Regions from separate parts of the Mus musculus genome. Here region 1 is linked to region 2. The links are chromatin loops, found by intact Hi-C in ENCODE. Cell type or tissue: left cerebral cortex. All regions are shown on one strand. Each heading gives the region's core, and the rest is flanking DNA. Links, peaks and the distances in the headings are about the cores only. Region 1 holds the start of Mettl7a1 (methyltransferase like 7A1). Region 2 overlaps Atf1 (activating transcription factor 1).

Region 1 (15,937 bases), core at 4,881-12,880, 66 kb after region 2:
CTAAACATTTCCCAAACTTGAATGAAATGTCTGTCCAGATTTAGGAAGCCCATTAGTCCCTAAAAAGTTGAACCCAAAGGGCACCAGGACATATTATAATTAACTTGACTAAAATTAAAGACAAAGAGCCGAGCGGTGGTGGCGCACACCTTTGATCCCAGCATTTGGGAGGCAGAGGCAGGAGGATTTCTGAGTTCAAGGCCAGCCTGGTCTACAGAGTGAGTTCCAGGACAGCCAGGGCTACTCAGAGAAACCCTGTTAAAAAAAAAAAAGAAAGGATAAAAACATTTCAAAAACTACAAGGGAAAAAAGTCTCTTTAGACTCTCAGCAGGTTTCTCAGCAGCCATCTTGTAGGGGAAGAAAGGAAGAACGGAACATCTTGAAAATCTTGAAAGAAAAAAACCAAACAAGAACAAGAACAAAAACCAGAGCACTGGAGTGCCGATCAGTGGAAAACTGCTTATTTAGCACACATGGCCCTGGGTTCAGCGCCACCATCCAAGAGGAGGAGAGGTGAAAGGAGGGGGAAGAGAAGAAGGTGGGGTGAAAGAAGAGAAAGAAAAGAAAAGAAAAGAAAAAGAAGAGGAAAGAAAAGAAAAGAGAAAAGAAAAGAAAAGAAAAGAAAAAAGAAAAGAAAAAGCTACAACCTTTCCAAATAAACACAAACTGGGTGAGATGACCACCATCCTGGACTTAAGAGACATGCTATAAGCAATTCAAGCTTAACAAAGACTACTTATTGTTACCACAAAGTGCATGGATGCATATAAACTTACTGGAAAAGGTAAGTTCATAGACAAAACTTGGAATCCTGTCATTTCTCATCAGTCACACATGAATCAACTCCAATTGGTATAAAATTGCTGCAGCTGGGTGTGGTGGCCCACAAGGCCCCTGTCACGAAAAACCAAAAAAATTAAAAAAAAAATAAACCTATCTGGCTATATAGCAAAACCCTATCTCAAACATAAACAAATGGACTCAGGATAATTACCTACAATAACTGTTGGACCTGAAAGGCAGTCTGTGATCTGGCCCGGGGAGGCTTACTCTGGAGATCCAGTAGAAAATTCTACAAGGGATGGAACCGTAAGCTACGCCCCCAGACACAGGCACCTGACCCCATGAGCCCTCAACTCCCATCATCCTGTGGCCATCAATCACATAGGCAATGTACCAAGCTCCTGGTATTCTGGCTGGACTCCACCCGCCCCCCCCCCCACCCCCCAAATACCTGGCTATAGCCAGGTAGCCCAGCCCACTATAAAAGGGGCTGCTTTTGGGGGCTGGTGAGATGGCTCAGTGGGTAAGAGCACCCGACTGCTCTTCCGAAGGTCCAGAGTTCAAATCCCAGCAACCACATGGTGGCTCACAACCATCTGTAACGAGATCTGACGCCCTCTTCTGGTGTGTCTGAAGACAGCTACAGTGTACTTACATGTAGTAAATAAATCTTAAAAAAAAAAAGTTAAAAAAAAAGTATGTTTCTAAAAAAAAAAAAAAAAAAAAAAAGAGGCTGCTTGGCCCCTCTGCTCTCTCTCGCTCTCCTCGCTCTCTCTCTCTCTCTCTCTTGCTCCCTCTCCCCCCTTCTCTTGTGCTCCCTCTCCCCTCTCTCCACCTGGCTATGGTCACCTCTGCTTCTTTATTCTCCTCTCTCTCTGCTTTTCTACAATAAAGCTCTAAAACCATGGTCCATCTCTGCTCATTAAAACCAGCTGTGCTGGAGCAATGGAATAGGCCTCCCCCTAAAGAGCCTCGTCTAATCTCCCACAGGAAGGCCTCCCAGCGTTTCCAGGCACCAGACTGGACCAAGGACTCTCACCCTCGGGGGAAACCACCCAGCACTTTTCCCTCCTGCCCCTTCTTCCTTCAGCCCAGAGCTGACCAAGCTGCCCCCGGGGCCCCCCAGCTCGTTCTCAGCTCTTCTGCGACACAGCGGTGTCTGGGATGTCTGAGATTGAGAAACTTTCCTCTTTGGCCTCTGTGAGGCCCAGGGACCCTGGACTGCTCCCTCCCCACCCCCACGGACTGGGGTCCCATGGCTTCCCACAGCCAGACACCCACCCGGCAGCGGGGTAGTCTCTGCCCGCCCCGTGTCTCAGAGCTCAGGTGGGTCTCTCCCATCCCTTTATTTCCCCACGCCTGGTGCCCAACAAATAATGTATTATAATGTGTTGTCATTGTTGAAGCTGGGCCTTAGCGGCTCTGGCTGGCCTTGAACTCCTGATCCTCCTACCCCAGCCTTCCAATTGTTGGGCTTATTAGATGTGAGCTAGCACACCAGGCATCATCTTAATACCCTAACATGCAAGTAGAGGCCTCAGAGAGTAAATATATAGTGGTGTTTGAGTACAGAATTGTTGTTATGCTTCATGTATGTGCACATCATGGTATGACAAATACAACTTTTAGAGTGGAGAGCCAGTGAGATAGCTCAGCAGGTGTTTGCAGCCAAGACCATGACAGCCTGATTATGATCCCTGGGACCCACGTAGTAAAGGAGACAAGTGACTCCCACAGTTGTCCTCTGACCTCTACACATGTATCCTGGCATGTATGCCTGTGTTCTACACACACACACACACACACACACACACACACACACACACAATCTTCAAGAACTTAAAATATTGAAAAGAGTTGAGAAAGTAGCTCAATTGACAGAGGAGTTGATGCCCCCTTCTTCTGGCCTCTCTGGGTACATGCACCCATATGTGCATATGCACACACGTGTGCCCTTGTGCACACACACTATTTTTAAAATATACTTTAAAATGGTTAAATAAGGACTAGAGAGATGTCTCAGCAGTTAAGAGCACTGACTGTTCTTCCAGAGGTCCTGAGTTCAATTCCTAGCAACCAAATGGTGGCTCACAACCATCTGTAATAGGATCCAATGCCATCTTCTAGTGTCTGAAGACAGTGACAGTGTACTCACACAAAATAAATAAACCTTTAAAAAATCATTTAAAAATAGTTAAATAAAAAATACTTAAGTAAATAAAAATAAAAAGTTAAAAACTTAAAAGGGGGTGAGGGCTGGAAAGATGGCTCGGCTGCTAAAGGCTAGACTCACAACCAAAAAAGAAGAGAGAAAAAGAAGGAACCCTGTCTTGAGACAGGCCTGGGAAGAGAGTTCAGTTGGCAATGTGCTGGCCTTGTAAACTTGAGGACCCAAGTTTAACCTCCAAAATCATATTAAAACAATACTAATATAAGAATCTGGGTGTCCCCGACGTCCCTCTTCCTGCCTCCTGTGCCCACTGTTCTTAGGCATCAGCATTGCGGGTCCAACGCCCAGTGGCACCAACGTGGGCTCCTCTGGCCGCTCTTCCAGCAAAGCGGTGGCCACACGGGCTGCAGGATCCACTGTCCGGCAGAGAAAAAATGCCAGCTGTGGGACCCGGAGCGCAGGCCGCACCACCTCTGCAGGGACTGGGGGGATGTGGCGAATCTACACGGAAGATTCCCCAGGGCTCAAAGGGGGCCCTGTCCCAGTGCTGGTGATGAGTCTTCTGTTCATCGCTTCTGTATTTATGCTACACATTTGGGGCAAGTACACGTGATCTTAGATTGGGCTACATCCATCTGTCATCTGAAGAAGAAGGAGGAAAAAAAACCCAACATATCTTGTACCAAAAGTGTAGTGATTTTCTGTTCACGTGTATTATTTTACAGAGAATAAGAATTGACTTTGAGAAATCAGTTTTTTCTATGGCTAATAAACTTTGGAATTGCTTTATATGGAAAAAAAAAAAGAATCTGGGTGTGGGTGTACTTGCCACAACTATGGCTCAAGATGGTGGGCACAGGCAGATCTCTGGTGTATCCTTGGTGTTCACTAGCAACAACCCTGGCTTACTTCATTTTCAGTAAAAACTAAGCAGAAACAGAAACAATAACAGAAGCATGCCTTTGCATTAAGGCCTTTGTACAGCCCTGGGTCTCATAGTTCTACTTATTCAATGGCTTCTTAAGATTTAGCCACCAGCCAGGTGTGGTGGCACACCCCTTTAAGTCCAGCCCTACACACACACACACACACACACACACCACATCCACACACACAGTCTCTCTTAGTTTGCCTCTCCCCACCCCCTCAAAAAAGACTTAGTCACCGACATCTCCAGCTCTTTTCGTGGTTTTATCTTACCAGGTTATATGGTGGTTTCAGTGAGAACCGCCCCCACAGGCGCCATTTATTTGAATACTTGGTCCCCAGTTGGTGAAACTGTTTGGGAAGGATTAGTAGGTGTGGCCTTGCTGGAAGAGGCGTGCCACTGGGGGTGGGTTTTGAGGTTTCAACATCCCACCTCTTTACCAGTCAGCTCTCTTACTTTTATCCTCCCTCTCCTCTCCTCCTCCTCCTCCCTCCCTCCCCCCTGCTTGTGGGTGAGATGTGAGTGAGCTCTTAGCTCCTGCTCCAGCACCATGTCTGTCTCCTCCCTCCATCTCCCTGCTGTGAGGATGGGCTCACCCTCCACAACTGTAAATAAATTCTTTCTTCTGTGAGCTGCCCTGGTCAAGGTGTCTCAGCACAGCAATGAAACATAACGAAGACTGCTTATCATCCTTTTCTAGACACCCCCAGAGCCATCTTCAAAAAAGTGGGAAAGGAAGAAAACAAAACAAAACCCAGTTTCCTAGCAACCCTTTGAGAGGTGGAGTCTAGTTCATCAGAACCACATGAAGGACTTATTCTAAGACACTGAAGTGTGTCTCGGACCTGTCTTGTTCTTTCCTGAGCCTTTTAAAATGAATAACCCCTTCTCCACGTCCACCCCCTTGCTAAATCTATGTAAAAGTCCTTATCTCAGTTGAGAGAGTGCTTGCCTAGTGCTTGCCTAGTTTTTTGTGTACAAATCCCGGCGTTGATACCCACAATCCCAGCACTCCAGAGGTGGCAGCAGGGAGACCAGAAGTCTAAGCTCATTCTTAGTTACAAGCAAAGCTTGAGGTTAGCCTGGGCTAGGAGAGACTACATCTCAGAAACAAAACAATACAATTAGGGGTGTGACAGCAAGACAGCTTAGCAGGTAAAAGCACTTGGCACCCAGCCCTGACAACCTGACTTAGAGCCCAGAGAATGGACTCTCACAAGTCATCCCCTGACCTTCACACTTGGGCCCCATGTCTCAGGCATTCGAATACTTGGTCCTGTCTTACTTAATCAGGGTTTCTATTCCTGCACAAACATCATGATCAAGAAGCAAGTTGGGGAGGAAAGGGTTTATTCAGCTTACACTTCCACATTGCTGTTCATCACCAAAGGAAGTCAGGACTGGAACTCAAGCAGGTCAGAAAGCAGGAGCTGATGCAGAGGCCATGGAGGGATGTTCTTACTGGCTTGCTTCCTCTGGCTTGCTCAGCCTGCTCTCTTACAGAACCCAAGACTGCCAGCCCAGGGATGGCACCACCCACAATGGGCCCTCTAACCATTGATCACTAATTAAGAAAATGCCTTACAGCTAGCTCTTATGGAGGCATTTTCTCAAGGGAGGCTCCTTTCTTGGTGATAACTTCAGCTTGTGTCAAGTGGACACACAAAGCCAGTCAGTACAGTCTACATTTGGTGTGTGCTTAGGGAGGATAACAAGGTGTGGTCCTATGACTGCGCGGTGACACATATCCTTAACCTCAGCACGCAGGAGGCAGAAGTAGACAGGTCTCTTGTCAGTTCCAGGACAGCTGGATCTGCTGGATTCTAGGACAGCCAGGGCTATATGTCTTGAAGGCAGTGTGACACTGGAGGTGGGCTCGGAAGTCCCTCTGTCCCCTGCTTGCCGTCTGAGGTGTGAGTTCTCAGCTGCTCCTGCTGCCATGACACCTTCATTCTCACCAGGCCGTTGCTCAGCCATCACGGACTCTACCCCTCTGGGAACTGTACACCCAATTCAATGCTCTTTTGTCATAAGTGGCCTTGCTCATGGTGCTTTATCACAACAATAGAAAAGTAGCTAATGTAATTGTATATGTGGGCATGCACATATTCCCACACACAAACACATACACATGCACACACATGTATACACATGAGTGCACACACATGCACATACACATGCACACTCATACGTCCCCCCACTCCCAGGCACAGACACAGAGGCACAGACACACGGTAGTAGAAGCGGTTCTTTTGTTGTTGTTTGAGATAGGGTCTCACTATGTAACTCTGGCTGGCATAGACTCACTGTATGAAACAGACTGACCTTGAATTCAAGATGCCCCTGCCCCTGTCCCTGCCCTGTTAGGCTTATAGGCAGTGCCACCAGGCCCAGCCTCCTAATAGCTTAATTTTTTCATAGCTCCAAACTGGAAATAACCCAGTCACATATCAGCAAGTGATAAGAAAAACCGATGGGTGAGACAAGTAGTGAAGCAGTAAAATGGCCCCTGATCTGTCGACTGCTTAAAAACTAATGTGGGGCAGGGGTAGTGAAAATGAAGCCGGAGGGCTCAGTGGGTACCTGCCTCTAGCCTTGCACCCCGTGACCTGGATGACCCTGCACTGAGCTGCACTACAACACCTGAATTCCAGCGCTCCTACAGTCATGTGGGAAGCAAAGACAGAACTGCACGAAAGCCAGTAAGTCAGCTGGTCTGTAGAAACAAGAGAGCCCCTCCTCAGCAAGGTGGGAGGAGAGGACCCACCGCTAAACTTGTCCTTGTTCTAGGGCCCTTGGCATGTGCACTCACTCATGTGCACTCGTGCACACACAACTTAACATAAATGTTACCACTGTCTAAGTTCTCTTCTGTATTCGTGCTATGGAGGCCTCCTCTCTTCTCCAAGGCAAATGTGCTGAGTCAGAGTCAGGTGGGGAAGACACTACTGTATGATCTACATATGTGAAATTAGTTGAGAAAACGAGCCACAGTTGTTCTGGGAGGAGGGAGGAAGGAGGAGGGAGAGCAAGAAAGAGCAAAAGGACACTCAGAGAATGACATACTGTGTTCCTGCTGACATAGCTTCACGGGATGCATTCACACCTCAAATGTTAACTATACACACGAAACAGGTAAACTTTAGGTCAACTTCTACTCTCAGAGATCTTCTTAAAAAAATGGATCTAGCCGGGCGTGGTGGCGCACGCCTTTAATCCCAGCACTCGGGAGGCAGAGGCAGGCGGATTTCTGAGTTCGAGGCCAGCCTGGTCTACAAAGTGAGCTCCAGGACAGCCAGAGCTATAAAGAGAAACCCTGTCTCAAAAAACTAAAAAAAAAAAAAAAAAACTTAAAAAAAAAAAAATGGATCTAGTAGGGGCTGGAGAGGCCATTCAGAGGTTAAGGGCATTTGCTGCTCTTGCCAAGGGCTCACAGCTGCCTGGAACTCTAGTCCTAGGGGACCCGATGCCCTTGTCTGGCTCTGCAGGCACCAGGCACTCACGTGGTGCACACACATAGAGAAAACACCCAAACATGTAAGACTAAAAAAAAAATAATAATAATCAGGAGGTATGCACAGTAGCATACTCCTTTAATCCCAGCACTTGGGAGGCAGAGAGAGGTGGATCTCTGTAAGTTCGAGGGCAGCCTGGTAGCTCCAGGATACTTAGGGCTGCAGAGTGAGACTCTGTCACAAAAATACCAAAAACAAAACAAAACAAAAAAACCCCAACAACAATAGCTGGCTCCCATTCACACAGACGTTGTGGTTCATTGCGCTCCACAGAGACAGCCAGTGTGGGGGTGGAAGGTAAGAGCCGGTCGGGTACTGGGTGACCCTGTGCCTCGCGGAGGAAAATCCTCTGAGCACAGCCAAAGAAGTCAAGAGGCAAAATGTCCCTCATACGCATCTTTGTGCAAAGTTGCTGGAACTTGGAGAAGGGGCGGCACCTGGATGTTTGTGCCAATGCCTCAGCTCCACAGTGTTCTCTAAGAACTCAGAGAGGCGGGGACCATGTCTGCTGAAGAGGAGGAGAAATCTGAAGACATGGCAAAGGCGGACAAGACTCATTACGAAAGAGAAATGAACGCCTACATGGCCGCAAAGAGGAGACCAAAAAGAAGATCAAGGAGCCAACGCACCCAAGCGGCTTCCTTCTGCCCACTTCTTGTTCTGTTCCGAGTCCCGCTCCCAAAGCAAAGATGGTCCTGGCTTGTCCCCTGCTGATGCTGAAGAAACGGGGAGAGGTGGGGGTGGTCACGGCTGAAAGGAGCAAGAGAAAGGGGAGAGGAAGATGAGGAGGAGGATGAAGAGGGTGAGGGAGAAGCCGAGGAAGAGGAGGCCAAGGCTGATGATGAGGTGAGGATGAAGGTGGTTCTAGCACAGTTTTTTTCCTTGTCTATAAAGTATTTAAGTCTCCTATACACAACTAACCCCGTTTAAAGAAAAAATTGCAATGGAAGGCCATGGATTTTTTTTTTTTTTTTTTTTTAACTATACGGCGTCTTTCTTGTGTGTAATTAACTACACTACCAAAAGTGTCTTCAAACAGCCCTGTCCTGGTGGTATTTCAACAGCCACTAACTTCACCTGGTGCAGTTTAGGGGTTGTAAATTGATGTGGAAATTTAAAGCAGTTGTGGTTTTTCTTTTGTTTGTTTTTTGTTTGTTTTTTGTTTTTTTAAGATTTATTTATTTATTATATGTAAGTACACTGTAGCTGTCTTCAGACGTACCAGAAGAGGGTGTCAGATCTCATTACGGATGGTTGTGAGCCACCATGTGGTTGCTGGGATTTGAACTCAGGACCTTCGGAAGAGCAGTCAATGCTGTTAACCGATGAGCCATCTCTCCAGCCCCCAAAGCAGTTGTTTTTGTTTTTTGTTTTTTGGTGTAGTTTTTTGTTTTTGTTTTGTTTTTGTTTTGGTGTAGTTTATCCCCCATCTCCAGTTGTCTGATGCAGCTCATCTGAGAATTAGTGTTGTTCTATTAGCTGAATACCATTCTGTAATGAAAAAAATTTTTTTTAAAACATGCAACTGTTTTGTTAATATTCTGAACGAGTCTAAGTAAATACATTTTTATTAAAAAAAAAAAATGAGGGCTGGTGAGATGGCTCAGTGGTTAAGAGCACTGACTGCTCTTCCAGAGGTCATGAATTCAAATCCCAGCAACCACATGATGGCTCACAACCATGCTTAATGAGAAACAAACAAAACAAAACAACCAAAACAACAACAACAAAAACCCTATGGGCCAGAGTGAGTGGGGCCGGAGCAAAAGTTTGGGGGGGTGGAGGGGGAAAAAATTAAGGTGGAGAAATTAAAACATTCTGCCTCTACACATATATGCATGTACTCCAGTACACCCATGTGTGCACACACACATGTGGAATAGTTGGTGTAATGTTCCTGGTTGGTTGGGTTTTTTTTGACAGGTCTCTCTCTTCTATAGTCCTGAGAGGAGTACTGTGGAACTCACTGTACATGCTAGGCTAACCTTGAACTCATAACATCTGCCTGCCTCTGTCAGTTCTGGGATTAAGCTGTGTGCCACCAGGCCAGGCTGTTGTATTTGTAACACGTGTAGGGTATATAAAATATGAGTAGACTTTAGCATATGTGTAGGGTATATTAAATATGAGTAGACATTAAAACCTTCATACACACCTCTTTTTGGATTAGGGATCAGTGACAGAGTATTTCCCTGGCTTGTGTAAACCCCTCAGTATCACCTATTCTACCTCCAAATACAAGAATTAAAACAGAACCCAGCTCAGCCAGTGCCTACCACTCCTGTTTCAGGATATGAGTTTTTCCCCTCTGCATGCTGCCGACACCTGATATGAATATCAGATGGCTATGCTAGCCTCAGGTCCATCTCCTCTGGAAACCAGCAGTGACTTTCTTGATCTGACTCGCTGAAGATTCTGAATAGTTTCCTAAATCTTCTAGTTATGTCTGTTCCCACTGTCATTCACACATCAAAAGCACTCAAGTCTTATGTAGAATCATAGAATCACGTTGACAGTTCTTAACTCGATTACCACCTGTAAGACCATATGTGAAATATGGAAGCAAACAATTTAAAAAGTAATTTATCTTCTTTGTGAATTTATGACTCAAAAAACAATTCCCGAAATCAGTGCAGCTGGGCATTGTGACAGAGATCTGCCATCTCAGCGCTGCTTGAGAAGTCGCAGAGGGATCAAGAGAATTCAAGGCCGGCTGGGGCTAAGGAGCAAGACCCAGAAAAAAACCCCAACCAAAAAGACTGGAGATTGAAGCTATTTTATAAAGCCCATCAGAAGCCAAACGGGGACTATCCTGAGCACCTCTACTTTAAATGGGCGGAGTTACATAATAACCAAGCATAAGATTGGCAGTTGCGTTTTAAACTGTCAAACAGCTCAAAACAGTGACACAGCAAAGATCCTTCAGATGAATAATTAACTTATGAAAGGCTCAGTTCAGAATGGGAACTGAGAAACTGTTGGGTGAGTCTTGGCAGGGTTTCCTTTCACTTCCTTTACACAAAAACAGGTTTTGGGGCGGTGTGTGGTGGGAAGAGGAGAAGGGAAGAATAAGCCTGCGATGAAAAGGGGTCTCGGCTGCCATCTTCCCTGGTGCGCTGACCTGCTCCTCTTCCTAAAAAAGGCTTGGGTGGGTGATGCGAAAGTACACACTGTGCACTAGCCAACCGCGGCCGGAAACTAGCTGCAGCCTCCAGACCCAAACAAAGCCAGGCAGGACCAGGGTCAGGGTTCAGGCTGCAACCTTCCAAAGGGATGGGGGGTGGGGGGGGAAGGTGGCAGTCTTGGATCACTGAGCCGGCCAACTGCTAGCCGGCCGGTGGGGTTAGGGTGGGGGTGGGATGGACGGTGTGGGAGTCAGGCCGCAATCGGAGCCCTACCCGGCTCTGCTATTTTGGTTCCCCCCCCCCCCCCCCCCCCCCCCCCCCCGCTCAGCCGGCGCCTCCTTCCTCTCTGATTGGCTCTGGAGCGAGGCCAGGAGCCTGCGCTCTCCTTCCCCAGGAGACACTTCTGGGGAAGCAGTAGCCCTTTCTCCTCTACTCGCAAAGATGACGCTTGCCGTCCTGGCCCTGCGGCTGGTGGTCTGTACCCTGGCGCTTCCCATGTTTCTGCTGAACCTTCTAGGCTTGTGGAGCTGGGTATGCAAAAAGTGCTTTCCCTACTTCCTGAAGCGATTCTCCGTGATGTACAATGAGCAGATGGCGAGCCAAAAGCGGGAGCTCTTCAGCAATCTGCAGGAGTTCGCCGGCCCCTCGGGGAAGCTGACTCTGCTGGAGGTGGGCTGCGGCACCGGAGCCAACTTCAAGTTCTATCCCCCCGGGTGCAGGGTCACTTGTATCGACCCCAACCCCAACTTCGAGAAGTTCTTGTTCAAGAGCGTCGCAGAGAACCGGCAGCTGCAGTTCGAGCGCTTCGTGGTGGCAGCCGGGGAGGACATGCACCAGGTGACCGATGGCTCTGTGGACGTGGTGGTCTGCACCCTGGTGCTGTGCTCGGTGAAGAACCAGGAGAAGATTCTGCGTGAGGTGTGCCGAGTGCTGAAGCCGGTGAGTGGCAGGAGTGAGGACTGGCTAGCTGCAGCTAGGAGTGAGGGTGCTCCTATCAGTTTCGGGTGGATTCTAAACCAAAACAAACAAACAAACAAACAACAAAGCAAAACAAAACAAAAATACCAAATGACTCCAGAAGAATTTTGCAAAAGAGAGTAAGGGCTGACAAATCAGAATCTAGAAAGTTCTAAACTGCCAAAGGGGGAAGAGCCTGTGGAGAGTTTAGATGTCAAACTTGGTAAAGAAGCTCCCAGAAACAGCTGAGGGGTCACCCACTCATTCAAACAAACAAAAAAAAACCTTCCAAGTCCCGGCAGGCAATGGGAAGCAGAGGCAGGTGGATCTCTGGAAGCTCGAGGGCTCGGTTGCCAGCGATGCACAGAGACCATGTCTCCAAAATAAAACAAGCAAAATTTACAGGTCACTAAGGATACTGGTTCTGTGTTTTGAAATGGGTCAGGGAAAAAGATGAGCAACTGGGCAGGAACCAGAGTATAAACTAAAGCAGACAATCATGAGACAGACTGTAAGGCCGTGTTTGCTTCGGACAGTCTCAGAGACTCACAGTCTATAGTGCTGGGGGCAGGGAGGGGGTATCTGGTAAGGACCCCCTCATACAGGAAGGGGCTTGGAAGCCTCATTGAGAAACATCAAAACATCAAGTGAATGCACTATCTCTATTAGAGATTCATCTATAGCTACACATATGTAAAACACGTCCACCCAAGGGTGCTCTCTTTCTCTCTCTCTCTCTCTTAAGATTTATTTGTTTTATGTATGTGAGTACACTTGTAGCTGTCCTCAGACACATCAGAAGAGGGCATTGGATAGCATTACAGATGGTTGTGAGCCACCATGTGGTTGCTGGGATTTGAACTCAGAACCTCTGAAAGAGGAGTCAGTGCTCTTAACCATGTCTCCAGCACCCCCTCCCCCACCCCCCCAAGGATGATCATTAAAGAAGCATTTGCAGTACTGCAAACTGGAAAGAGACCATGTGTGGATGGGAGCTTATCACCCTCAGGAACTCTGTAACAATTACAAACATCAAGAGCTGGGTGTGGCAAACCACACATAGAAACCCACTGACAGTCTCAGGATCTCAGAGGGTGAGAAGGATGCGAAGGCAAGCCTGGGCTATACACGGAGATCAAGGCCAGCCTGAATTATATAGGAAAATCTTATCAGAAATCAAAACAAACAAAAACTTTAAAAAAATCCACCCAACAGAAAGAAACAACAAACAAACAAAGCATTCAAGACGACTGATCTCTCCAGGCTAGAAAAGAGAAAGGTGCGGAGGAAATAATGTTAACCTGTTCACGACAAAGGTAGGAACAGGGGTTACAGCCAGGGAGCTGAACTCTGTGCAGCCAAGAGCAACAGCCACTTTGAGCCTTTCTAGTAGTCTGAAGAAATTCTTTGTACTTGTGACTATCAGGTTAAATGGGTTTGTTTTGAACAAAGCTGAACTTGAAGTGTGATAATCTTAATGTTTCAGCTTATTGATTTGAGAACTTGTAGGGAGGTGACACTGACACATATGCACACTCCCACATAATACAGTCATACATACACACATACACACTCACACACTGTCATACACACTCACACTCTCTCACATACATACATATACTCTCACACACACACACACTCACATACATACTCATACCTCCACACACACACACACTCACACCTCTCACTCTCTCTCACACACATGCACACACACATACAGGCACACACACACACACACGCACACACACACACACTCACATACATACTCATACCTCCACACACACACACACTCACACCTCTCACTCTCTCTCACACACATGCACACACACATACAGGCACACACACACACACACACACACACACACACACACTCTCTTGTAGTTTCCTGGGAAGAAAGCCTCAGATGCATCAAAGGCTTAGCACTGTCTCTCCAATGCAATGACAGACCAGTTAACAACTAGTAGGTAAAGATCTTTAGCCTGGCCTGGGGTGTACACACCCATAGCCACACCCATAGCCACACCTGGAGTGGGGTACACACCCAGAGTCTTGGTGCTGGGGGAGGGGAACAAACAGGGGGAGTCTCAAGTCAGAGTCCACCCTGGACTACATAGCAAGTCCCCCCAACCCAATCTTTAAAACACAATAAAGCAAACCAAAATTAAGAAAGGGACAGAGTCTTGGGGCCCAACCTGGATCCCTTCCTCCTCTGCCTGGCAACTGGGGCTTTGCCAGGTGCTTCTTTAAGCGATTGCTAATCTCACAGATGATGCCCTGGGCTGTCTCCCTTAGCCTCATAGAGCCAGGGCGTGGTGACAGCTGCAGTTAACCTTCCCACAGTCTCCTGAAGCCGAGGTTTACGATTTTGGAAGGAGGTTGCAGATTCAAAGATGATAAGAAATATACAGCCAGGGCTGGAGAGATTACTCGCTCCGGTCGGCCTGCTCACTCAGTCCCTGCTCGCTCCTGCCCAAAGATTTATTTATTAGTATATATAAGTACACTGTAGCCGTCTTCGGACTTACCACTAGAGGGCACCAGACCTCATTACAGGTGGTTGTAAGCCACTGTCTGCTCTTCCTCAGGTCTCAAGCACCACCACACTCCACCAAGGTCAGGCTCTTCAACATTTCCACCTCTTTGCTCCCTAGATGCTGAGGGTCCCTTCCTCATCTCTCGTTCCATGTTATATCCTCCTCAGCTGTCTCATGCACCCTGTGTTTTTAGCTACACAGATTTCCAAATCTTGACACCCACTCAGAGCTCCCTCTGTTCCCCCTCCCCCACCTTCCCAAAGATCTATTTATTATTACATGTAAGTACACTGTAGCTGTCTTCACACACACCGGAAGAGGGCGTCATATTGTGAGCCACCATGTGGTTGCTGGGATGTGAACTCAGGACCTTTGGAAAAGCAGTCAGCGCTCTTAACCGCCAAGCATCTCACAAGCTCATAAACATATGTCTTACTTAAATTTATCTGCTTTCTTTGTGGTAACTGCATCTCTAAATCTGAATTCTGTCTCAAAACTCTCCACCTTTGGGTAGCCAGGACTAGAGTGGCTTGAAAAGGGAGCTTACCAAAAAGGGATGGGTTTCTTTCTTTATTAGAAAATGCCCAGAGGCTGTTTAATAATGCTTTGAAATAGCATTATTTCATGACCTATGTGTTCTGCATATCAAGTCAGATTGATTCCTCTTAAGAGTGACAGCGCTCATAGGGCAGTGGTGGTGCATAGTAATGAAATAATGCAATCTTTAAAACAACTCCATTCAGTCTAGGAAGTGGCTCCTATAGATTCCTCCATTCCTTCTACATGCAGCTCTGGTGTCTACAGAGACTTGCAGCCAGTGCCTGGGAACAATTTGTTAGTGAATTAAAAGGTTCGTGTTTTGTTTGTTTGTTTTTTTAAAGTTTCAATGCCAGGAGCCATCCAGGAGAAGCTAAACACTAGCAGGTGATCTTCCTGAGATGGTTCTGCCATGGACTGTTAAAGCCATTGATTTGCTTCTTCAGGCAAGGCCCAGGAGAATTTCATTTTAGGAAAGATTCCTGCCATTAATATGCTTTTCCTGTTATTAAACATATATAATAATCACTAGGTATTAGCCCACCCACTTTGAGCAGATCTCTGCAGAAAAATGAAGATATCTTGCAGTGATGCTATATAGACAAATAGATGATTTCCTAATTCTTAATGATGATCCTATAAGAATTCCTAAAAGTATATTAGTAATTATTAAGCTCTTTTATAATAGGACTGCTATTAAGTCCTTTTTAAATTAATTATTTATTTAATGCATATGAGTACACTGTAGCTGTAAAGACGGTTGTGAGCCATTATGTGGTTGTTGGGAATTAAACTCAGGACATCTGGAAGAGCAGTCAGTGCTCTTAATCACTGAGCCATCTCTCCAGCCCCAGATAATTACTCTTAATGGATATGCATGTAAACATTCTCTGTTGTAAACTTCTTATTCAATTTATGTTTGAACTTCTAGTGAACTTTTGTAAAAGAGGGATGCTTGGAAAAACCATGAGGTCTACTATCCTAGAAAAGGTACCAAAGGCTGGGAAGATCACATTGGGAAATAGAACATTGGAGAGCGAGCATTGGGAATGAGGGGAGCAGAGCATTGTCAAGTCAGAGCAGGAGGAGAGAGCAAGAGTAGAAGGAGAATGTAAAGTGGAGTATCTTAGAAATTATAACACGAATACAAATATTTAAAGAGCAATATGCAGACTGCAGAGGGAAGGAGAAAAGGAGAAGCTACAGAGAGGAGAAGGAGCAGGCAGGCTTCTCCTTACCATGGGGCAGAACAGATTTTATTTATTTATTTATTTATTTATTTTAGAAAGGCAGGCTTAGTCTTATTAAAGGAACAAACCTTTCTTCTTACAGACTTGGGTTTAATTCATTTAGCATTAAAAGTATAGAAGCCTTTTCTTTCTCTATG
Region 2 (15,937 bases), core at 3,405-11,404:
ACTCAGACCTCTGGAAGAGCAGTCAGTGCTCTTAACTGTTGAGCCATTTCTCCAGACCTTCAACATCTTTTTCAAGGAAGGAAGCTAAGACGCCTTTTCCTCACTCACCAGCTGAGAAGTCTCTGTACTTGATATTTATTGATATTTACTGTTCACTCGTGACAGTCTGCTGGTCACTGAGCACACTTTACTGCAGACAGGCACTGCCTTTAGAGAGCTTAAAGCTGGGAGAAACAGGCAGGCTAGTAAACATAGCTGTTAAGTAATTCAGAGATAACGAGCCAGGCAAGACAAATGTATTAAAATAGGACCTGATCCAGGCGTAGTGGCACAAGCCTTTAACCCCAGCTCAGGCGGCAGAGGCTCTAAAGACCAAACCAACCTCCTACCCCTCACCCAGGAAGGAAAGAAAACCACAGGACTTGGTACAGTAAGGAATGGCAGTAAGAGGTATTGCTGGGCCAGGAATGGTGGTGGACACAGCCTAGCTTCTGGGTTTTTGCATCCTAATGTGAGATCTGAAGTAAATACAGTTTCTTTAGGTCTCATCACCACAAAAACAAATCTCTTCTCTTGATATTTCACGTAGAAAGTCGCTTTCTTTGTAGGATTTATTAAAAGCACCTTGCCTTGGGCTAGGGATGTAGCCTGCTCTGTAGAGGACCTGGGTGTGTTGGCAGGTTCTGCTTAATTGAGGCAAGCGGGGATGTCTGGAGAGTCAAGTTCAAGAAAGGTCACCCTCTGCTATGTATCAGGTTTTGAGGCCAATCTGGGCTATAGAAGACCCTGTCCTAGGAGGGCAGTGCCTTGCCTTGTGTGTGACAGCCATCCATAGCCTGCGGACTTCTCCGTTTCCAGCATCTTGTTGGTGATGCATTTGGACTGCATTTCATTGCCTTCCTGATTCTGCCCAACTGTGCATCATATTATGATAGCTGCTACTTGGAACTTAATTGTTTTTATAGAAAATGTACTCAGATAGTGTATTTTGTTTAAAAAGGTGTCATTTTGAAAAGCAGACTTTAGGGCTGGCAAGATGCTCAGTGGGTAAGAGTACTGACTGCTCTTCCAAAGGTCCTGAGTTCAGGTTCTGGTGGCCATATGGTGGCTCACAACCATTCTTGATGACATCTGATGCCCTCATCTGGTGTGTCTGAAGACAGCTACAGTGTACTTAATTTGTAATAATAATTAAAATCTTTAAAAAAAAGAAAAGCAGACTTCAGTCAAGCATGGTAGGACATACCTATGGCCTTTTTCTTAGCACTCAGGAGGCAGAGGCAGCCTGGGCTTTAAAATCCTGTCTAAAAAACAAAACAAAAACCTCAGCCAGATTTAAAATTTTAGGAATGGGGAGACTGGCTGCTCTTCAGAAGAAGACCTGGGTTCAAGTCGCAGCATTCTCATGGCAGCTCACAACTGCCTGTAACTAGCTCCTGGGTAATCCTGTACCCCTACACCCTACACACATGCAGGCAAAACACCCATGCTTATAAAATAAGTTTGTTTGTTTTTAAGTGTATTTGCAGTTGATAATTCAGTAAAACAGAACAGGTACAGTTTGTTGCTTATAGTGAGAAAAAGGTGTTTGTTTGTTTGTTTGTTTGATTGAATTGGGGGGGGGTGGTGTTTGTTTCTGTTTTTTCAAAACGGTTTCTCTGTGTAGCCCTGGCTGGCCTGGAACTCAGAAATCCGACTGCCTCTGCCTCCTGAGTGCTGGGATTAAAGGTGTGTTCCACCACGCCCGGCTAAAAAAGTATTTTATGTGTATGGATGTTTTGCCTTCAAATGTGCCTGTGTGCTATGTGTTCCTCTGGAAGCCAGTAGATCCCCTGGAGTTGTATATGGTTTTGAGCCACTTTATAGGTGCTGGGAAGTCAAACCCAAGTCCTCTCAAAGAGCAGCCAGTGTTCTCAACCCACTAAGCCATCTCTCTAGCTTATGATTAAGAATTCTTAACTTGTCCAGCAGGGGTGGCACATGCCTTTAATCCCAGCACTACGGAGGCAAGAGGCAGGTGGATCCTTTGAGTTCAAACCCAGCCTGGTCTACAGAGTGAATTCCAGGAACAGCCAGGGCTATGCAGAGAAACCCTGTTTCCAAAAACAAAAAAAATCTCAACTTTTTGCTTCCTGACATGTTTTCAGTGTTGGAGAAAAAGGGCTAATGTCATTAGTCAGTGGGGAGAAAGCCAAAGCCACCTTGTTCTTATTAGAAAGCTTACTATGAAAACAGAAAAAAACAGCAAGTGCTGGTAAGGATGGGAGGAACTGCGGCTAGAATTTTTTTTTTTTTTTTTTTTTTTTGGTTTTTTGAGACAGGGTTTTTCTGTAGTATAGCCCTGGCTGTCCTGGAACTCACTTTGTAGACCAGGCTGGCCTCGAACTCAGAAATCCTCTTGCCTCTGCCTCCCGAGTTGCAGCTAGAATTCTTATGTTCTGCTAGGACAGTAAACCCGGCTGGATGCCATTAAAATTAGTACTTCAGATGGACAACAGAATAACTGATGATTTAGCAGCTCTCTAGGCTACACATACAAAGAAAATGGAAAGCAAGCTCTTTTTTTCTTTGTTCTTTCAAGACAGGGTCTTGAGTGTAGCCAGCCCTAGCTATCCTGGGACTTCTGTAAACCAGGCTACCTATAAACTTGTAAGACAGCAGTTCTCAACCTTCACAGGGGTCCAGAATTAGATAGCCTGCATGGTCAGATATTTACAATTTATAACAGCAAAATTATTATGAAGTAACAAAAAAAATAGTTTTATGGTTGGGGTCACATGAGGTATGTGTTAAAGGGCTGCAGCATTAGGAAGGTTGAGAACCACACTCACCTAGAGATGAACCTTTGCCACTAGGCCTGGCAAAAGCAGGTCTTTACGAGATAATCGTTATCCATGTTTATGGCTCAACTATTCACAGCAGTCGGGAGACTGAAGCAACCCAACTATTTGTCAGTAGATGGGGGTAAACAATGGAAGTACATTCCAGGGAGTGTTGTTCAGACTTCAAACCATGGAAACCCTGACAGGAGCTATGGTTGAATTGGGCTTTTTTTTGTTTGTTTGTTTTGTTTTGTTTTTTGTTTTTCGAGACAGGGTTTCTCTGTATACTCTTGGCTGTCCTGGAACTCACTTTGTAGACCAGGCTGGCCTTGAACTCAGAAATCCACCTGCCTCTGCCTCCCAAGTGCTGGGATTAAAGGCGTGCGCCACCACGCCCGGCTGAATTGGGCTCTTGTGCCAAATGAAGTTAGGCAGCCACAGAAGGACTCGCTCACCTTGTGGGAGTGTCTAGTCACAGGAGTTAGTAGTAGAAACAGGAGTTGCTGGTGCTCCTGGAGGAAAAAGACAGTTACTATCGGACGTAGAAAAGTCTAGAGGTTGGTTGTTCAGCTGTCAATATAGTCAACACAACGGAACTGTACTTTGAAAAATGGTAAGATAAGCCAGGCTGGTGACTCATTTCTTTAATTCCAGCACTGGGGAGGAAGGAGCTGGTGGACCTCTGTTCAAGGACAGCTGATCTACACAGTGGGTTCAGGAGACCCAAGGACAGGTCGATCCTGTCTCAAAAAATTCCAAAATAAGGGGAGCTCTGTAGTAGCAATCACGTTCTGTAGCAACTGGCATCCTTTATTTTGTCATTTGTCGGTTTCTTTTGTTTTCTTTAGTTTGGTTTTTGAGACAGGGTTTCTCTGTATAGCCATGGCTGTCCTGGAACTCACTTTGTAGAGCAGGCTGGCCTCAAACTCAGAAATCCGCCTGCCTCTGCCTCCCAAGTGCTGGGATTAAAGGCGTGCACCACCACGCCGGGCTCAGCTGGCTTTTTCTAACTGGCTTTTTTTCCTTTCAGTTGATTATGGAAGATTCCCACAAGAGTAACACGACAGAGACTGCATCTCAGCCTGGTTCAACCGTTGCGGGGCCTCACGTTTCTCAGATAGTACATCAGGTAAAGCAGGAGCTAGCAGAGCACTGAGCTGGCTGTTGGTGTTCACAGATTAGTTTTCAGCTTAGTTGACAGGTAGGCATGTTCAGACTGAAAATGTAAACTTAGGAGTTATGAATATAAATTTTAATAGAAACTAAAATTATGGGGCAACTTCTGGCTTCTACCTAGTTCGTAGAAAGCTGAAAAGACTCTTTCTCCTAAAACCAAAAGAAAAAAAAAAAAGAGCCAGGCGTTAGGGCTTATCAGACTTGATATAGTTGACAAAGAATCAGTGAACATGAAGGTAGGCTAGTGGAGAATGGAAAACAGAAGAGGGAGAAGGACAAAAGCAGAGCCGTGCATCCGGGAATTCTGGGGCAGTGTCTGTTTTGAGTAAGTAGTCTTGGTGTAGATGAGATTCCTGGGGTGTGAGTTCAGTCGGGGATAACAGATCTTGAGTTTTGATTTGACCATTCATATGTAAATGTCCTTTCTGCTTTCTAGTTTGTGCATTTGGTGCTACTGATAATTTTTGGCTTACTTGTCCTCTAAGTCCAGGAAGGCTGTGATGTGCCATATGGAAAAAATACCTGTGTCAGATAACAGAAATGAGCTGTAATGCTACTTACTACTGACAGTGCGTTAACTATATATCAAAGAGGTATCTTGAATCTTAGAACCTGGTAGTGTAGTGTACTGGCCAGTGAATATACTTGGAAGGCAGCGTAGTTCCCTAGAAGCAATGGTTCATTTTATGTGATAGATAATATTATAACCACTACAGACAAGAATAGTCTGTTATTTATGTGTATGTGTGCATACCTTTGTGTGTAGAGGTGCCCATGAGGTCCAGAGGACACTGGAGCTGTAGTTACAGGTCTTTGGGAGCCACCATATAGGTGCTAGACACAGAACATAATCCCCTGCAAGAAGAGTGAGCACTTTATTTATTTAATGTATATGAGTGCATTGTAGCTGTACTACAAGCTACAGTGAAGGTTGTGAGCTGCCTTCATGTGGTTGCTGGGAATTGAAACTTAGGACCTCTGCTCGCTCCAGTCGGCCCCACTCCATTCTGCCCAAAGATTTATTTATTATTATAAATAAGTACACTGTAGCTGTCTTCAGACACACCAGAAGAGGGCATCAGATCTCATTTTGGATGGTTGCTGGAATTTGAACTTAGGACCTTTGGAAGAGCAGTCAGTGCTTTTAACCGCTGAGCCATATCTCCAGCCCCACAGTGAGCACTTTTAATCTCTGGCCCATCTATCTAGCTCTGAGACATTTGTTTTTTGATACTTACGTTATTTATTTTGTGGTGGGTACACTGCCCCAGCACAGTTGTGTAGATCAGAGTGCAGCTTCTGGGAGTTGGCTCTCTTTCTGTCAAGTGAGTCCTAAGGATTGAACTCAGGCTTGGTGACACATGGTTTTACCTGGGGGCTACCTCACTGCCTTTCCTCAAGAAGTTCTGCTCACAAAAGGAGCTAAGAATGACTTGTCTGCGGTGGTTTGGGCTTATAGAGTTGCTCATCCCCCCCCCCCCCCTCTTTTCCTCTCCTCTCCTCTCCTCTCCCCTCTGTTCCCCTTTACCCAGTGATTGATCCAGGGCCCAGGGTGTTGGGCAGGCACCTGACCACTGAGCTGTAGCTTTAAGGTTTTGTTTTCATTTTGACAAAAGCATTGCTGTGTTGCACAGGGTGGCCTCAAACTGGCGACCCTCCTGTCTCAGCCTTCAGATACTGAGATAGCAGCTAAGATGTGTTTGTGTGTCTATGTGTGTTTATTTGCATGTGTGTATGTGTGTCTATGTATGTTTGTGGGTGTGTGTACAGGTGCCCATGGAGGCCTGAGGTGGCCTTGTATCCCAGGAGTTAGAGGTTGTAAGCCCAGCATGATCCTGCCGTGAGTGAGGCAGTGAATCCCTTAGCAACCTTCTGTTTGCCCTTAATTGTGATTTGTTGAGCATTTTGTCACAGCAACAGCACAAGTACCTAAGACAGGATCGTTTACGCCTTTAATCCCAGCACTCGGGAGGCAGAGGCAGGTGGATTTCTTGAGTTCAAGGCCAGCCTGGTCTACAGAGTGAGTCCCAGGACAGCCAGGGCTACACAGAGAAACCCTGACTCAAAAAAACAAACAAAAAAATGGATGTGTGGTACACATCTGCCCAGGTTTACTTCATTTGTCTGCTTTTTTGTATCGTCTTCGAAGCAGTTGTTTTAGGGATTTAGTCTTAAGTTCAATACTTGAGGTAAGTCTTATAGATGTTACATTTCCATTCATTTTATGGTTTTCTCAGTGGTTGTATTGTGATGGCTCATCTGGTTATTGATAGATCTATTCCACTTTTTTTGTTTGTTTGTTTGGTTGGTTTTTGTTTTTTGAGACAGGGTTTCTCTGTATAGCCCTGGCTGTCCTGGAACTCACTTTGTAGACCAGGCTGGCCTCGAACTCAGAAATCCACCTGCCTCTGCCTCCCGAGTACTGGGATTAAAGGCGTGCGCCACTACTGCCGAGCCACAGATAGTATTCTTAACTTTTGAGCCATCTGTCTAGCTACACCCCCCACCCCACCCCACCCCACCCCCCGCAATCTTGTAATAACATCTTTTGGAGAGCTCTGTGGTCGTACTCAGAAAACAAACCACAGTAGTGTTACACTCACCCACTCTTTTAAAGATAAAGAGAAATGTCTTTAAAATCAGTTGAAGCCGTCTATAACACTAAAAAACATAGGATAAAAACTGCTAAGGAATAACAAATGCCTGGTGTGCAGTGACCTGTCAGGTTAAAGTTGTTAGTGAGAGAAAAGGTGAATGAAGTGAAGAAATCATAAAGGCAGAGAGGGAAATAAAAGGAAGCAGGGTCCTGCAGAAGGGTGAGAGAAAGCCGTGCTAGGGAGAAAACGTAAGGAGCTGACAGCACAGGGAGTAGGCTGTGGGGGCTGGAGGGCTGGCTCCATCCGGCTGCTCTTGCATGCAGGCAAAACACTTAGACATTTAAAATAAAGTAAAAATAATTTTTAAAAGTTTTTTAAAAATGAAAACTGTATATAAATAGATGACCATAAAAACATTGAAGCACTTAAAAATCTTACTTGCGCTGGAGAGATGACTCAGTGGTTAAAAGCATTTGCTGCTCTTGCAGGGATCCAGATTTGGTTCTCAGCACTGCACAGTGGCTCACCACCATCTATAACCAGTCCAGGGACTCTGTGCCTTCTTCTGACTTATGGGGTAACAGTATGTACAAAGTGTACATACATAATCCAGCCAAACATACACAAAAACAAAATAATTGGAATTCAGAGGTTTTTTTTAAAAGCTGGGCATGGTGGTTGAACACCTTCAATCCTGGCACTTGGGAGGCAGAGGCAGGTGGATCTCTGTAAGTTCAAGGCCAGCCTGTACTACAAAGCAGGTTCCTGGCCAGCCAAGCTAAGAAGTGAGAACCAGTCTCAAAATAAACAAACAGTACTAGACATAATAGAGGAAAACCTGGAGTGGGGCGAGTAGACCGGTCCTTAGAGCAGCCCTCTGGGTGCTCTGGCTCTACAGTGTGCTGGTAGGGACATGGACTGAAGTTAGCATCCTCTTGTCTTTTGTAGCTGTGTGCTGAGCTATCTTCACTCTATCAGGAATCTCCCCTGGTTACACTTAGTTTGGTTGCCTGTGTGCAAGGCAGGTTTTTCTATGCCTAAGACACTCCAGTTCCCACCTCTGTCTCTGGTGGGTGATGTCTAAGTCAGTGCTGTTTCCGTTGGGGAGTGGAAGAAGCAACAGCATTGAAATTGCTCAGTCTTCAGATCCCAGTGCAGATTAAACATACAGCTAGGGCTGGAGAGATGGCTCAGTGGTTAAGAGCACCGACTGCTCTTCCAAAGGTCCTGAGTTCAAGTCCCAGCAACCATATGGTGGCTCACAACCATCTGTAATGAGATCTGACGCCCTCTTCTGGTGCATCTGAAGACAGCTACAGTGTACTTACATATAATAATAAATAAATTTTAAAAAACAACAACAACCAAAAAAAAAAAAAAACATGCAGCTAGAGGTGGGGTCTGCTCATGTCAAGGACTCCACCTAACTCAGCTTCAGAATTCCTAGAGTTCCTGGTAAGAATCCCAGTGTGGATAAGATAGGTGGCTCCGGAGTTGGGCTGCCTGCTGCTCTGTGGCTTGTGGCTGTAAGCCTCAGAGTCTCTGACTAGTGAGTTTTCCTTGTTTTCAGGCCTCCAAAGTAGTAGTTTTTAAAACAATAAGTTGTCTTTTAAGATGGCTCTTAGCCATTGTCCTCTTGAGTCATATGAGTAACAAAACAGACCTTCCTCTGCAGTGCTCACGGGTCACATTGGAAGAGTCGAGTCACCATGGAACCACATGTCCCAACTGACTCGAGACTTTTAAGAACTGTGGCTTCTATAGGTAGAACTGCCGTTTTCCTTCTGCCCATCTCCCGCTTACTTTAGATGAGACATCATCCTGACAGGGAGCAGGGAGTCCTGTGCCCTCCTTTGTGCTGAGTTGCTCTAGTTCCTCTCGTTTGCTGCTGCCCCACACTTCAGGTTTCTGATGTTTCCCAACCAGTCTCAGAGCCTGTCAGTTGTTCTGTCACATGGAGCAATATGATCTAACCCCTCTTTACATACAAGTCCTGTGGTTGTAGTTGTGTTATAAAGTATGTGTGCTCTTAGATTGGCAGGTGCAAGCTTCTAGCCTTGTCCCCAGCTTTCTTCTATAGTTGCTGTTGGAATAAGTGGCCTGTTACTAAACCTAGCGTTGTTTCTCCTTCGGCTGCTCTTCCTGTTGAGTGCTTACTGTACATCACTAGCTGGAAGTCACTTTGTACAGACTGACCTTGAAAGCTGTCCAGGCTAGCCTGAAGTTTCTGGCCCCCTCACTGGAGCCCCTTAAGATCTGAGATTGTTGGGATGTGGCGCAGACGCTCTGCTTCATCTGCTTTTATCATCATCTTCCTTTTTAGCTGTTTTGCCACTTTTGTTATTTTTAATTTTGGAGTTCTTTTCATTTCATAGATGAGTCATTAGGCCTCTTGAGCATATGGATTGGTGTTTGTCCATGCTGCTGCCCACCCAGCTCTGCAGCCTGAGTTCTTACAGGCTTCCACTAAATAAAGCTTGATTTTTGTGTTATCAGAGGAAAAAACATTTCAGGATTAGTTAATATAATGCAGTGTAGTTTACTAAAAAAAGATTCTTAAGGGCCAGCAAGATGGTTTAGCTAGTAAAAGCACTTGCTGCCAAGCCTGACCTGGCTTAGTTTTAAAAATAAACAAAAAATGTTTAATGGGTTTTTTAAAGCTCTGTGATGATGCTCTGAGACAAGAACAAGAATCTAGAGATGTGGGTGCAGCTGCCGAGAGTCCTGCTCGTTGTCTTTACAGTACTCAGTAGTGGCCTGAATGTGAGAGGAGAGTTAGCGTTTAGAGGGCTGCTAAGAAATGTAGGGGTGATTATGTAAGGACCCCAAGGGCCACCTGGCAGGATTACAAAAAGGCAGAAGTCCAGACAGAAAGTTAGGATGAACCCACTATAACAGTTTCCCACTTGAGGTATGTACATTCAGCTTACAACTGGCCCACTGCTGTCTTAATCTTCTTACTAAAGTATGTATCCATGAGTGGGCAGTGGTGCCCCACACCTTTAATCCCAGTGCTCAGGTGGCAGAGGCAGGTGGATCTCTTTGAGTGTGAGGACAGCTACACAGAGATAGCCTGTCTTGGGGGTGAAAATCTGAGAAAGAACTGTCTTTATGTTGGCAGCCTTCACACCAGATGTTAATTACACTGGGTCTCTGATGCTCTGAGGCTTCAGCAGGCACCGGAGTCGCAGCTGTTCTTCCTCATGTCCCACAGTCCTCACTTTCTTTCCTACTTCACAGTCTTCCCTCTCACTGTGACCTCCACACCTCTTGTATTTTGTGCTTGTCCTTTTGTTCCTTAGCTCTAAAACTTCTTCCTTATCTTTCAATTCTCCAATCCTTTATCATTTGCTGATGTCAAAATAGTGATTATTTAGATTTCAAATCTATCTTTAAGTTTCACTTTTCTGACTTCTAGAGACATTCCATTATCCAGCTTCTTAGAATGCTGTTGTTTTTGTGTATATGGGTATTTCCCCTGCGTGTGTCACTGCCCCATGTGTGTGCCTGCTGCCCCCTCACTCCGATTCCAGCTTTCCTGTTACCTGTAGTTCTGTGTAGGGCTGAGGCCTTGTGTGTTTTTCCCTGGCCACTGTGGCACGTCCATTGGTGTCTTCCTTGTTCAGTCGTGTTGGTGAGACTGTGTGTGGCTTCTGATATTACTAGGAGAAAATCTCAGCAAACACCTGATCGCCTGGCTCTTAAATTTTCCCCACCTCCTCTTCTGCAATGCTCCCTAAACCTTAGGTGTGGGAGTTTTTGGGACTGGGTTCCACAACTCTACACTCTAATAGGTTGTAGTTTTCTATAGTGGTCTCTGTCTATCAAGAAGCGAAGTTTCCTTGATGAAAGGTGGAGACTATACTTACCTATGGGTGTGAGGACACATGTTTATAGATTGTTAGGGATTATGCTAGCTTAGTAAATTAGTGGTTTTAGACTTTCCTCCAGTAACCATAACTTCCTAGCACTGAGTAGTTAGCTAGGTTTTCAGTATCAGGCATGGTTTCCCTATTGTTGAGTGGGTCTTAAGTCAAATTAGAGAGCTGTTGGTTACGATGTGTGCGACTACTGCATGCAGCCTCACCCTGGTCATTGATGTAGTTCACAGCCGTCCTTGCTGGGCAGGACTGTTGTTGCTTTCCTCCTTTGGAAGCTTGCTGCATGGGGCCTTTTGGTGTCAAAGCTAAACTTCAGGGATGGGCTTTCATGACAGATGCAGTTTAGGGCCTCTTTTTATTTATTTTTATTTTTTTCGAGACAGGGTTTCTCTGTGTAGCCCTGGCTGTTCTGGAACTCACTCTGTAGACCAGGCTGGCCTCAAACTCAGAAATCCTCCTGCCTCTGCCTCCCAAGCACTGGGATTAAAGGCGTGTGCCACCACTTCCCGGGTTTAGGGCCTCATTTTTAAAGTGCATGGTGTCTTCAGCTGTAGAGACTGGTGGGGGGATGGGGGGAGGTAGGTGGGGGTAGCCAAGGACAGCAGGCTGTATGTTTTGGGAGACTTGGACAGCTATGGCCTACAGCTTGAAAGAGGGCTTGGTTGGTTGGTTGGTTGGTTGGTTAGTTTGTCTTGGTGTTTTGTTTAGTTTTTCAGGACAAGGTTCTCTGTGTAGCCCTGGCTGTCCTGGAACTGGCTTTGTAGACCAGGCTGGCCTCGAACTCAGACATCTGCCTCTCAAGTGCTGGGATTAAAGGTATATATCATGTCTGTTATTGCTGTTTTGTTTGTTACATGGTTTTTAGACCATGTCATCCCTAAATGTCTTTTAGGTCCCGGCCCGGGTTACACTTAAATTTGCTACTTAGGTAGATGGGAGATTTATGCAATAATAAACACACTGCCTGAATTCTTTCTTTCTTTCTTTCCTTTGTTGCTGTTTTTTTTTTGGTTTTTTTTTGGTTTTTTTTTTTTTTGAGACAAGGTTTTTCTGTGTAGCCTTGGCTGTCCAACCTTACCTAGAATTATTATTTAACATCACCCATTTTGTTCTTTTTAAATAGTTGTTACCTGGAGTCAGCTTGCCCATTTGGCAGAAGTATGCTTTTCTCAAGAAGAGAACCGGGAAATTTATGTTAGCCAGGACTTCACATTGGTTATGATCTATGTTGCTTTCGCTTGAGCTGCCCATTAGAGGCAGGTTCTTTGGGATGGGCCTAATGCTTGGTCAGTCCTGATGAACAAGCATGTACACCCTAGATCATAGACTCTGTGCCTCTCGGGGCTTGGTTAGCATACTTACTGCTCATCTTTGTGGTATTTTGGAGACAGTGCGCCACTTGGCTCAGTTCTACTCCACATGGTTTAACATCTCTTAGGAAGTCCTTTCCGGCACCAGCTCTCCTCTACATCAAGTGTAAGTGTTTGGTAATCGGTGTCTGATGGTGGCAGTCTCCCTTCTGGGTCTGATTCTGCTGCCTAGTCTTCTGCTTCTCATTCTAGGTGCGTTATTGCTTACTGGCCATTAAGCTTTAAAAACAACTGTTGGGAATTGTTTAGTTCCAGGGAGATAACTGTATTTCTAGAAGCTGCTCACTATACAGATAGGCTTAGAAAGAGTCTAGAACAAGAGTTGTCATTGATTGCTCAAAACTGGGAGTCAAGTCTGTCTCCTTGGCTCTGCTTTGGCCTCTCGTAGTCCTCACATGCTTTCTCCATGACTGAAAACAAGATGATTTTATTCTGCGTCTCTCCTTCCCCACTAGCCCCCAGTATGTTCTTTGAAACTTTTTTTTTAAAGGTTTCCTTTTCAGACAATTTTTAAGCAGGTGTCAGTGCCATACAGTGAAACGTGTATATGTAACTTTTTTTTTTGTTGTTTTTTTGTTTTGTTTTATTTTTCGAGACAGGGTTTCTGTGTAGCTTTGGCTGTCCCGGCACTCACTTTGTATACCAGGCTGGCCTTAAACTCAGAAATCCACCTGCCTCTGCCTCCTGAGTGCTTGGATTAAAGACGTTCGCCACCACGCCCGGCTTGTAACTTTTTTAACCTGTGTGTGTTTGCTATTAGCTCTGGAGGTCTTAACTTTCTAACCTGTCTAACCTGAGCCAAGCTCGGTCTTTTGTAAGTCACCCCTGCGTGCAGACAATTTCAGAGAGGTTACCCTGAGAATTGGGGAGCTTATACTCTACTGCTGTAGTGTGGCACTAGGAACTAGAAGTTAGGCTACAGTCCAAGTGAGCAAGTGGAAAAGGTGCATTGTAGAATTCCTGATCCACTGCAGTGCCATTAGAAGACATTGTATGTGGGCAGACAGTTTATGCTTTAGAAGGTTGAGAAATAAAAAGGTTTTGTAGGCAGGATGTCACTGTGCAGCTCAGGCTGCCCTTGGACCGGAAATCGTGTGCAATTCTGCTAGGTTTGGGGATTACAGGCCTATGCCATCATGCCTGGCCAGAAAAGAAATGTACGGAAAGACCTCTTTATCTCAGTGGTACTTGCATGAAAGAGCCCTGAGTCTTAGCAGCATAGGAAGGTCGGTACCTCCCTTCCGATGCAGGGCTATCTCTGAAGTTCAGACTGTGCCTACCTCCCTCTTACCAGTAGAGAGCTCTCTTCTCTGCTTTCCCAGTTTTACCTTCTGGATGCAAGGCTGGCAGGTGAGCTGCTGTGTCAGGGTGTTGCAGCCTCTCTTCTTTCTGAGCACACGGTGACTGCCAGTGCTGTCAGAGGAGTGTTTTTGTTCTATGTGTTTTGAACCAGAGGCTGGCTGTGTAGCTGAGATGAGTTGAAGCTCTTCCTGCTGAGTGACACAAGGCTGAGGGCAGCTGTGTTCTGTGTGAGACTGGTGGTACCTGCATATATATTTTAAGATTTCTTCTCCTACCGGGCAGTGGTGGCACACGCCTTTAATCCCAGCATTTGGGAAGCAGAGGCAGGCAAATTTCTGAGTTTGAGGCCAGCCTGGTGTACAGCATGAGTTCCAGGACGGCTAGGGCTACACAGAGAAACCCTGTCTCAAAAAACCAAAAAAAAAATTTTTTTTCCTCCTGTTTGTGTCATAAGGAGAAATATTTAGTGTCTTAACTTTAGAAATTATTTTCTTACGAGTTTAGTGAGAGAACCTGAAGAAAACCTAGAAAGGGACAGACTGTAGCTGAAGGTAGGATTAGAAACAGAACATAAGGACTGGCTCAGTAGCCTTTAATCCCAGCACTCCGGAAGCAGAGGCAGGTAGATCTCTGTAGTTCGAGACCAAGCTGGTCTATGTAGTGAGTTCCAAGACAGCCAGGCTACATAGTGATACCCTGTGGTGGGAGGTAGTAGGGAGGGGCTGGAACATCCTTCGATACCTGAGTCGTGAATGTGACAGTCATCTGGGTGTCACTAGTTGGCCATCAGTTGTAGATCTGCTGAGAGAAAGAAAGGGTGACTCATAAGGTTCTCTGTGAACTCAGGAGACACTGGGGGTTGTTTTCTTTTTGAAACGGGGTTTCTGGCCTCAAAATGATAGTCTCCGAGCTTTCTGAGTTCTGGAGTCACAGGAATAAGCTGCCATAGGCTAGAATCATTCATTGAAGGGGACGATTAAAGGTGAGACAAGCCCCACGCAAGTGTGCTGCCTGCGAGATGTCTGAGGGAAGCTATAGACAGCAGACAAGGCCCAAAGCAAAGTCAGGTGTCATAATCCAGTTTTAGGGAAATGGTAGGTATTTTAGATCATTTTAAGAGTTAAAAATTGGGCTGGAGAGATGGCTTAGCGGTTAAGAGCACCGACTGCTCTTCCAAAGGTCCTGAGTTAAAATCCCAGCAACCACATGGTGGCTCACAACCATTCTAACAAGATCTGACTCCTTCTTCTAGAGTGTCTGAAGACAGCTACAGTGTACTTACATATAATAAATAAATAAATCTTAAAAAAAAAAAAGTTAAAAATAGGGGTTGGAGAGATGGCTCAGCAGTTAAGAGCACTGGGTATTTTTTCAGAGAACCTGAGTTCAATTCCCAGCACCCACATGGCAGCTCACAACTGTCTAACTCCTATTCCAAGGGATCTAGCACCCCACACAGGCATGCATGCAGGCAAAACATCGATGCACATGAAATTTAAAAAAAAATTAAATAGTCTCAGAGATTATGGTGGCTCACACACACCTTTAATCCAGCACTCTGGAGGCAGAGGCAGGCAGAGCTCTGTGAGTTCCAGGCAAGTGTGTGGCCTACATAGCAGGTTCCAGGATAGCCAGTACTACACAGAGACATCCTGTCCAACTTAAAACTTGGTTTTAAAATTTGAAGAATAGTTAATATTTACTTGTGTGTGCCAGGTAAAGTGCCATATATACATTGGTTCATTGTGAGGTGAGACAGTGCCGACTCCTATGTTTTTGTTTTTAAGATTTATTTATTTATGTGAGTACATTGTCGCTGTCTTCAGACACACCAGAAGAGGACATTGGATCTCATCACAGATGGTTGTGAGCCACCATGTGGTTGCTGGGAATTGAACTCAGGACCTTCGGAATAGCAGTCAGTGCTCTTAACCGCTGAGCCATCTCTCCAGCCCAACTCCTACATTCTTAAATTTGTATGTTTGTGTTGACCCCTACCTGTCACCTCCACCACCTAACTTCTGTCCTTGAGGCAGCCTCTGATGCAGCAGCTTGCCCTTCCCACTACCACCGCCTTCACTACTATCCTGAGGCAGCTTGCTGGCTTGGCTCTTGTCTTCTGATCTCTTCTTACCAGTATATTAATGTGAACGTATTGGTGGCTTTAAGGCCTCACCTGTGTAGTTTTCCTGGGTTTTTTTTTTTTTGTTTTTTTGTTTTTTCTTTTTTTTGGTTTTTTCGAGACAGGATTTCTCTGAATAGCCTTGGCTATCCTGGAACTCACTTGTAGACCAGGCTGGCCTCGAACTCAGAAATCCTCCTGCCTCTGCCTCCCAAGTGCTGGGATTAAAGGTGTGCGCCACCACCGCCCGGCAGTTTTCCTGTTTTAATTTATGAGTACCGCGTGTATGTGCAAGTGCCTAGGGAAGGCAGGGAGCGGCAGGCATCCTCTCCCTCTGCAGCTGCACAGTGTGGCTGCTAGGGATGGAGCTCTGGGCCTTGGAAGAACAGTTCAAGCCCATAATTTCTGAGCTCATGTGGCACAGAGCCTTTCTCTAGGCTTATGTATTCAGCAGTAGGTATCTAATAGGCTTTTCAGACTCAGCCTGTGTAAATATGGTGCCGAAATCAGAACTGTCTTTTTCTCTTCTAACTAGTAGAATAACATCATTGAAAGGTTTACTTATGTATTATGTATATGGCTGCTCCGTCTACATCATCTGCAGGTCAGAAGAGGGATCCCATTACGTACACATGGTTGTGAGCTACCAAGTGGTGTTGAAAATTGA

The links. Peaks named below come from ENCODE experiments on the same cell type or tissue, not always from the same donor. Only the 100,000 strongest peaks of a DNase experiment are listed, where the experiment ranks them.
Region 1: it touches region 2 in a loop (2.3-fold over the local background); 5 of 42 quality-filtered maps call a loop at or near these places.

What each region holds. Positions count from the first base shown.
Region 1 is chr15:100,293,884-100,309,820 of GRCm38, forward strand. It overlaps Mettl7a1 (methyltransferase like 7A1), which reads left to right and starts at 10,934. Exons shown (of 2, transcript NM_027334.3): 1 at 10,934-11,461. The coding sequence starts at 10,964. It also overlaps the pseudogene Gm33666. In left cerebral cortex, for the core only: no CTCF peak of the experiment used is centred there; DNase peaks (open chromatin) are centred at 7,977, 9,758, 10,397 and 10,929; H3K4me3 peaks cover 2,527 bases; H3K27ac peaks cover 2,510 bases.
Region 2 is chr15:100,228,881-100,244,817 of GRCm38, forward strand. It overlaps Atf1 (activating transcription factor 1), which reads left to right. Exons shown (of 7, transcript NM_007497.3): 2 at 3,853-3,951. The coding sequence starts at 3,859. Among named protein-coding and RNA genes, the nearest start is that of Atf1, 9.0 kb to the left of the region's middle. In left cerebral cortex, for the core only: a CTCF peak has its summit at 5,036 (motif pointing right); DNase peaks (open chromatin) are centred at 6,946, 8,973 and 9,279; H3K27ac peaks cover 2,532 bases.